2 separate regions of the Mus musculus genome follow, and region 2 is linked to region 1. A link is a contact called in ENCODE Hi-C or POLR2A ChIA-PET data. All regions are on one chromosome and are shown on one strand. Each heading gives the region's core, a stretch centred on a gene start or an enhancer-like site at or near the end of the contact. The rest is flanking DNA. Distances are from core to core; before and after follow the strand shown.

What was found. Hi-C counts contacts between places; a loop is a spot of excess contacts on that map. ChIA-PET counts read pairs that join two places held with the same protein, here RNA polymerase II (POLR2A).
Region 2: a loop to region 1 is called in a map of heart, with 1.9 times the contacts of the local background. The contact joins the enhancer-like site here to the promoter of Ablim1 in region 1. A Hi-C loop is called at or near these places in 1 of 37 maps with a recorded cell type or tissue (heart). POLR2A ChIA-PET finds 5 or more read pairs at or near these places in 1 of 5 experiments (Patski).

Annotation. Positions count from the first base shown.
Region 1 is chr19:57,213,795-57,217,758 of GRCm38, forward strand. Ablim1 (actin-binding LIM protein 1) reads right to left here and starts at 2,238. Exons shown (of 26, transcript NM_178688.4): 1 at 1,920-2,238. The coding sequence starts at 2,163.
Region 2 is chr19:57,175,394-57,179,357 of GRCm38, forward strand. The region is part of intron 1 of Ablim1 (actin-binding LIM protein 1); the gene reads right to left. Among named protein-coding and RNA genes, the nearest start is that of Ablim1, 39 kb to the right of the region's middle. Within about 2 kb of position 2,083, at least 1 of the 3 ENCODE cell types and tissues checked has a DNase peak (open chromatin) inside an H3K27ac peak, as active enhancers do; it is heart, where a contact is called at or near this core.

The sequences.
Region 1 (3,964 bases), core at 988-3,487:
GAGCCCCAGGTCTCAGTGAGAGACCTTGTCTCAAAAAACAAACTGGACATCTTCGAAGGACAAACACCATGAACTGACCTCTGGCCCTCCATATACACACAAACATGCACACATGCCTTTACACACACGCACACACACACACACACACACATCAGATAATGATGTAGCATAGTTAGAATCATCTTATGTTGCAGATGAGGCTATGTAACAGAGCAGCCACTTTGTAGAGTTGGAAGTTCATCAGCAGATTTAACTGAGAGTTACCATGTGACCCTGGACTTCCACCCGTACACCCAAGAAGACAGAAAAACTCACCATCTCTATAAACTTGTACAAGAATGTTTATAGTACTATCACTCACACTAGCTAAAAAGGTTTAAACAACCTGAATGTCCATCAATAATGAGGGACAAACAAACTGGGGGCAGCACAGTGGAATAACTGCTATTATTGTAGCCATAATAATGAAGGAAGAAACAGTGGCTGCTACAACTTGGATGAACACTGTGCCAAGTGAAAGAAGCCAGACGTAGAAGATTATCACGCATTAGAGGCACCCAGGTCCAGGATGGGAAATCTATAGAGACAGAAAATGGATCGCTGATCCCTGAAGGCTAGGGGTAGGGGTGGAAAAGTTGGGTTGGAGAGGTAATAACTAGAGGATCAAGTTATTTTATTTTATTAGATTATGTAAACATTAAAAATTCACTGAGGTGATGGCTTGTGTGTCAGGAAGCGCACTAAAACATATTGAATCACCTACTTTAGGCAAATTACGCAGTATACTTAACAGCTCAATGAGGCTGTTAAAATTAATTGCAATAATACAAAAGACCTTGGTTCAAATGAATTCCCTCACCTCACCCAAACTGCCTCCAATCCTGCCCTTCTCTCCAGCTGCCCATGAATTAGGAAGTCTATGCTCACAGGAGTCAGCTCCACGAACAGCCTTCTGCCTCCTGTCCTTATCTAAGTGCTGATTTAGACAGGCAATGAACAGCTGGGAAGGCACCAGGCCACTAAAGGTACCATTACAACGCCAAAGTCCGAGACCTTGTCCAAATCAGTAAGTGAGGCTGGGTGATGACAGTTCACTTGATGGAGTACTTGCCATCCAACCACCAGGACCCAGGTTCAGTTCCCAGAGCCCAGTTAGAAATCTAGGTGTTGGGGTGTGTGTGTGCCAGAGATGAGGAGGCAGAAAGAGTTCCTTCACTGGCCACTCAGCCTAACCTACTCTTTGAGGGCAATGAAGAGATGATGTCTAAAAAACCAAGGTGGATTCTCTGACCAGTGCCCTGAAGCTACCCTGACCTCCACATGCTTGTGAACACACATATTGTGTATACACACACACACACACACACACACACACACACATACCACATCAGTGACTCCCTCCCCATCCTAAGCTCTCTCCATGGCCTTCCCAAGCCATCGAATTAACAGTTACATTATAATGAGATTGGCCGAAGAGTGTTAATATGGCTCTCTCAATATGAAAACACATCTGTCCTTTCAAACACTCCACTAGACAAACCTTTCTCAGGTGGCAACACAATCTGACCTCGAGCTTTGCATAGGTCACCCTTTGCTGTTCTTTTCTGCTCTTGGTCATATTTAAGAACAACACTGGGGGAGGAGCTCTTTGGCATCGTATTTCTCATCATCACTAATTATTCCAGCCATGCCTCAAAAGACATGTATTTGTTATAAAGATCCTAAGACCAGAGAGTAAGATGCATGACTGTCTTTCTGCCGGGGCCTTCATGTCTCCTACTCCTGCCCCATTCATTATACATGAAGGACATGTATAATGCTTTGAAGTGCACGACACTGAGGAATGGGCGGGGGAGATACTTTAATACCTATGTCAATCACAAAACACAGCCTGTGTCAAAGGGGATTCGGGTACTTACCGGATGGATCATAGCTGCTAAACCTGAGCTCTGGTGGACCACAGCCAGCAGAATACAGATAGACCAGATGTATGACTGTGCCACGCCTGCGATGAGCAGGGTCAGGAGTCTCGGGGACACTCAGGTCCTCAATAAGCAGTCTCCTGTGGGAGTTCCTGAGGCTGGCTCTCTCTGGTGAGGGAACTTTGCCTATCTCAGAGCTGCACAATTTCCCCAGACACTTTAACCCAAGCAAGGATGGCATCTTGGCATAGCAGACATGACATCAAGATCTGACCCAGAAGCCCGGGAAGCAGGGCTCCCCAGTAGCAGTTCCCCTAGCATCTCTTCCCTCACCGCCCAGCAAAGAAGATTAAGAAGGACATATTTAAAAGATTACCCTCAGGAGCTTAGCCATATTTGCAGCCAGATGATTATGTATAAAAACAGCCATCACCAGGAACTCCTGACTGCAGTCTGAGACAGGAGTTCCTATCGGAAAGCAAAATTAATACCGCCACCTAGAGCGATAACCTAAAAGAATTATCTGGCAACTATTTCTAGAATCTCTATTATTATCTGGCGAGAGTGCTATGAACAGGTCTAACTGGGCTCAGAGACTGCATTCGATCTACAAATGCGGTCCAGGGAAAGACTCAGGCATTAACTGCAAGAGTGCCAGCATTTGGAATCTCAAGAGGCCGCATGAGTCTCAACAGAAGCTCCCGGCTTTAATTAATGGCAGACTCGACTCCAGGAGGCCATGGTAAGCAATTGCTTCCTCTGCATGTTCTAGAGAATCCTCTCCCCGAACGTCATGAACTCTGCTGCATTTCAGTAGCCAAAGTGTTTTAACAGTCTCAGCCATGTCCTGGGTGTCCTACTAACTCAGGAGGGAGAGAGCATTGTGTGGGCAGTAGCTTCGTGCTTTCACAAAGTCAACCCCAGGAGGTCCTTCCTCGGAGACTTAGGGCTCTGACACACGAAAGGAGCCCTGCTTATGATTGTTGTGAAGTCTACAACTGTAGGGTTAAGTACACCATGTGACATTCTACAGCCACACAACAGTGACAGGTCAGAGTGACTACATCTATGCTCCTTCTCCTATTGTTGGGCTACTGGACTCTTATAGAATTTTCTTTTCATTGGGAGCCTGGCCTGGTGACCCACACCTTTAGTTCCAGCACCAGGAACTAGTGGCAGAGGCAGGTAGATCTCTGTAAGTTCAAAGCCAGCCTGGTCTACAAAGTGAATTCCAGGACAGTCAGGGCTGTTACACAGAGAAAACTTGTCTCAACAAAACAAAACAAAACAAAACAAAACAAAAGAAAACAAAACAAAACAAAACAAAACAAAGAACATCGTACCCTTTAAGTAAAATGGAACTGCAAGCCTAGAAGGGTCTGAGAAGATAAAATCCAGCAGTTTCAAGAATACAAACTGTGAGGCAACTGCTTAGACCCCCACATGAGAGACTTGTGAGTGGAGCCCAGAAATTTCCATTCCTAAAAGTCATCCAAACCAGGACCGGCAAGGGATGGCCCAACCAGCTCTATCCTTTAAGACTAGGAAGGGAAGTATTGAAGAGGCTGATAGCCTTCCTAGATACAATGTAGCAATCCTGGGGGTGTGGCTAAGTCCTAAACTGTAGCCCTTCAGCTTTCTACACTAGGAGGCCTTCCTCAAAGGCCAGGGGGATGGAGTGAGCAGCGAAGCCCTTACTGCCTCCTGATCCTCACTGCAGGACTTGGCAGCAGCATTCAAGAACCAGAGACACCAAATTTGCTGGAGTTTTTCTGTCCACGGTGGGATCAGAAGAGCAAGATGGTTGCAAGGGCTTCCCAGTCTAGCCTGGGGCCAGCGACAGTGGAGTCAAATTTCAAAAGTCCCATGAAGTTTCAGGGTTAAACCCGATAGCAACCTCTCCCGTACCTACACACTCCACCCACAGACACTCAGACACATAGGCACATACCCTTTGCCACATCTTATTCTAAGGATAGCTCACAAGGCTGTTGAAACAACCTTTGTGTGCTTTCTTTCTTACTCGAATACCATGAAGAGTC
Region 2 (3,964 bases), core at 833-3,332, 39 kb before region 1:
ACAATGTGCAACCATGCCAAGAATCTAGCCACATGGGCACCAAGAGGAAGGTTCTTTCAGTAATGCTTGCTCAGTCTCTTCCAGTTAACAAGAAAAGTTATCACCACTGGGTGCCTTTCTAATACCGGGCATGGTTCTTACACGTAAGTCATTTATTCCAGTTGCACCACCCTTCCCTGGCAGTGGGATGAGCAGTAGTGCTCCCACTTGGTGGATGAGGGAATCAGACTTCAGAGATGCTGAGCACCCACTCAGAGCAGCAGCTAGTGTGAGTGCAGAGGTCCACACCAAGGCCCTTCTGCACCTGCTACGATCCTCCCAGACCATTAGGATAAGGCAGGAAATCGTTGTAAGGTATTTAGCCAATTTTACAGGCAGTTCCACAAGTAACAACTGGGGTTTGGCTTTTAGAGAGAACACTGACAGTTTATGTGTATATATGTCAGTATATGACATACATTTATGACACATGTAGGATAGCATGTCAGTGTATCATATACATTTATGTCACATGTATGACAGTGTATATGTATGTCAGTGTATTGCATACATTTATGTCACATGTATGACAGTGTATGTGTATGTCAGTGTATCACATACATTTATGTCACATGTATGACAGTGTATGTGTATGTCAGTGTATTGCATATATTTATGTCACATGTATGACAGTGCATGTGTATGCCAGTGTATCACATACATTTATGTCACATGTATGACAGTGTATGTGTATGTCAGTGTATCACATACATTTATGTCACATGTATGACAGTATATGTCAGTGTATGACATACATTTATGACACATGTAGGACAGCATATGTATATGTCAGTGTATGACATACATTTATGACACATGTAGGACAGCATATGTATATGTCAGTGTATGACATACATTTATGACATGTAAGACAGTGCATGTCTCTAGTAGGCCCAGGATCCTGGCTATCACCAAGGTAACTGTGCCAACCCTAGAATTATAAATCCTTGTATCTTTCTTTAATTAAAAAATCCCCAGTATTTGCCCAGGTGTGGGGTCAGTAATCTTCTAATAAATTTCTCAAGCAATTCTTACACACATTCCAGATGAAGAACTTTAGCAGTTTTTCTGAAAAATGATTTTACTTTTATTTTTAATTATGTGTGTAAGTATGTGGATGGTCCATGTATGTATGTATGTATGTATGTATGTATGTATGTATGTGAGTGAAGTGTCCATGTAGGCCAGGAGAGAGGAACGGATCACTGGAGCATTACAGGTGGTTGTGGGATGAACCACATGGTTACTGGGAACCCAAACTCAGGTCCTCTCCAAGACCAGTGTGCCTCTTAACCCCTGAGCCGTCATGGCCTGACTGCTAGCATTCTCATCAAGTAAGCCGCTAAAAATAGTTAAGATTTACAGTACAACATCAGAGCTGCATTCACGGAGTCGCTCACTTTTGCTAATTTTCACGCTGATGAGTCCATCAGAGCCTGGGTGTTCTCTGTTTCTTCTACTGATGGGGAAACTGAGGACTAAAGAGCTCACATTCCTGTCATGTGCCCTTTGCCCAAGGCTTCTTAACTCTTCCCACTGTTTCTAGTGGCCAATGATTTACCCTGGAAGGCATGTGCATGTGTGTTTGTGTGTGTGTGTGTGTGTATGTGTGTGTGTGCATGTGCGTGTGTGTGCATGTGTGTGTGTGTGCATGTGCGTGTGTATGTATGTATGTGTGTGTGTGTGTGTGTGTGTGTGTGCACGCACGCACACACAAGCCATGAAAATCTTCCATGGCTTGTTCATCTTAAGGAGAAGTGCAGGGAACTCCCACAGCAGTTGCATCTTTCTGGATAATACTGAAACAAAAGAACCTGAGATGTAGATTTCTCCAGGGCATAGCTCCAAGTTTGGAGAGACTCTGGCCCCTCTGACAACACTGCCTACTGCAAGCTAAGCCCAAGGAACTGTGGGTTCACTTTCACAGTCAAATAAAGTGGTCCAGCTGCCCCTCTGAAGCGCCAGCGCTGGCAGAAGGTTAGGAAGTATGACCCTGAGCGACCTCTGGTGTCCTCAGGCAGAGGCCATTACAGAGCCTACCCTGCACCCCCAGGCCCTCTTGGAGACGGACGTGAAGCTAGGACCTGTGAAATGAAACACTCCAGGCAGGAAAGACCCTGGACCTGTGCCAGGACTCAGGTGTGTTACATGTCCTCTGGATCATATGACATACTGAGAGACACCCATGTCACGGTCCTCCTCAGCCTTTGAGTTGGGAGCTGTATGCAAGTGGAGGGGAGGGGATAGTCTTTCCCAGGTGAGAGCACCCTAACTGATTTTCCAATACCAAGTGGTCAGCCCTGGAATAAATAACACTAAGTGGACTGAGCAGGCTGTATTTATATGTTTATATATAAGCAACAATAACAAAGAGAGATTATGAATGAGGGGGGGAATAATATAATTATAAATCTTAAAAAAATTAAACTTAAAAACACTAAGAAACATGGGCCTTATTAAGTCTGTTAGAAACACTGTCTGGCTTATTATAACAAATGAATTGTACTTACATATCCATAATGAGGGAAACTTGGTGTTTAGGTATAGAGACTGCTGCATTATATCTCAATTCCTGTATTCTAATTTTTTAAGTAATTATGTTTAAAAGAACAAAAACCAAACAACTACAGAGAAACCCCCACTAGCTCTCCAGTTCACAATGGGACAAGTTCAAGGTTCTCTGCTGGCATCAGGAATGTCAGTGACACTAGCCTCTGAGATCTCTAAAATGGAGCTCCATCAGCGGAGGACTTGTCCCACTGTGGGGTGGGGGTGGGGGTTTGAACAGGGGGTGGGTGTCTCAACTCCAGAGAGCAAGCACTTGAATGTTATGTAGTGGGATTGTCACACTAATCTCTCTTGAGCCGAACTTGAGGGCCACTTCCTGACCCCAGGCAGTATTTCCCCCAAGGTCTCCGCAGGCTTTGTGCACCCTGTTTAAATCGGCTCTTGTCTGTCCCACCTCTCCAAATCCAACCTGACTGACAAGGTCCAGCCCAGGACACCTCAGGATCAGGTTCTGACACAGGTCTGAGTTTCTGAGATGGCATGGAGGGGTCAAAGGTTTCCTTTCCTATATCTTTGTTGACCAGTTCTGCTCAAAAACTGCAAAAAAAAAAAAAAAAAAAAAGGGGGGGGTGTGGGGAAGGCTTTATTGGGGACCCTGGGAACTGCAATCTGAGGCACATTATTAGTTCAGCTAGTGATGAATCAGCATTCAGGAGGCAAGAGTACGTCACAGGATCTTTACAGGACTGAAAATTCTTTTGTGAGGAAACTTCTGTCAGATTTAAGGGCAGGTGCTTGTACAGCTGGGGTCATGTGACCCACAGAACATAAAGAATATATAAAGGTGGTAAGACAGGGTTCCAGTAACCTCTTGGTATATGTGTTGACTCTCTCGGCCATTTGCTCTAACTGCTGCCAATCAGAGGGAAGCAAGCAGCGGGCATTCCCAGCTACAGCTGGATTCACGGCTGGAATGATGCACAAGTCCAGCCATCTGGTGGCTTCTCCATCTCACTTGTATGTGTGCATATATATGTGTGTGGCGTGTGCAGATACATAGGATGGTGGCTTGCACTTGTAACCAGCACAGGAGAACTGGGACCAGGAGGATCCCTGTGAATTCCAGGTAAAAATCAGAGACCCTGTCTCTAAAAGAAGGTGGGACAGTTCCTGAGGAACATATGACAACTGAGAATGCCCTTTGACCTCTACACATTTGCACGCACATGCACATGTGTCCCCAGGAACACACACACACACACACACACATACACACATTAGTAAATCACTATTACATGTGATATTTACGAACTAATGTGTTCCAGACCTTGTACTGTCCTGGTGTGCCAATCACAGACAGACCTTCCCCACACATGCCATGTGAGGTACTGTTCCCTACTCTTGTTTACAGAATACA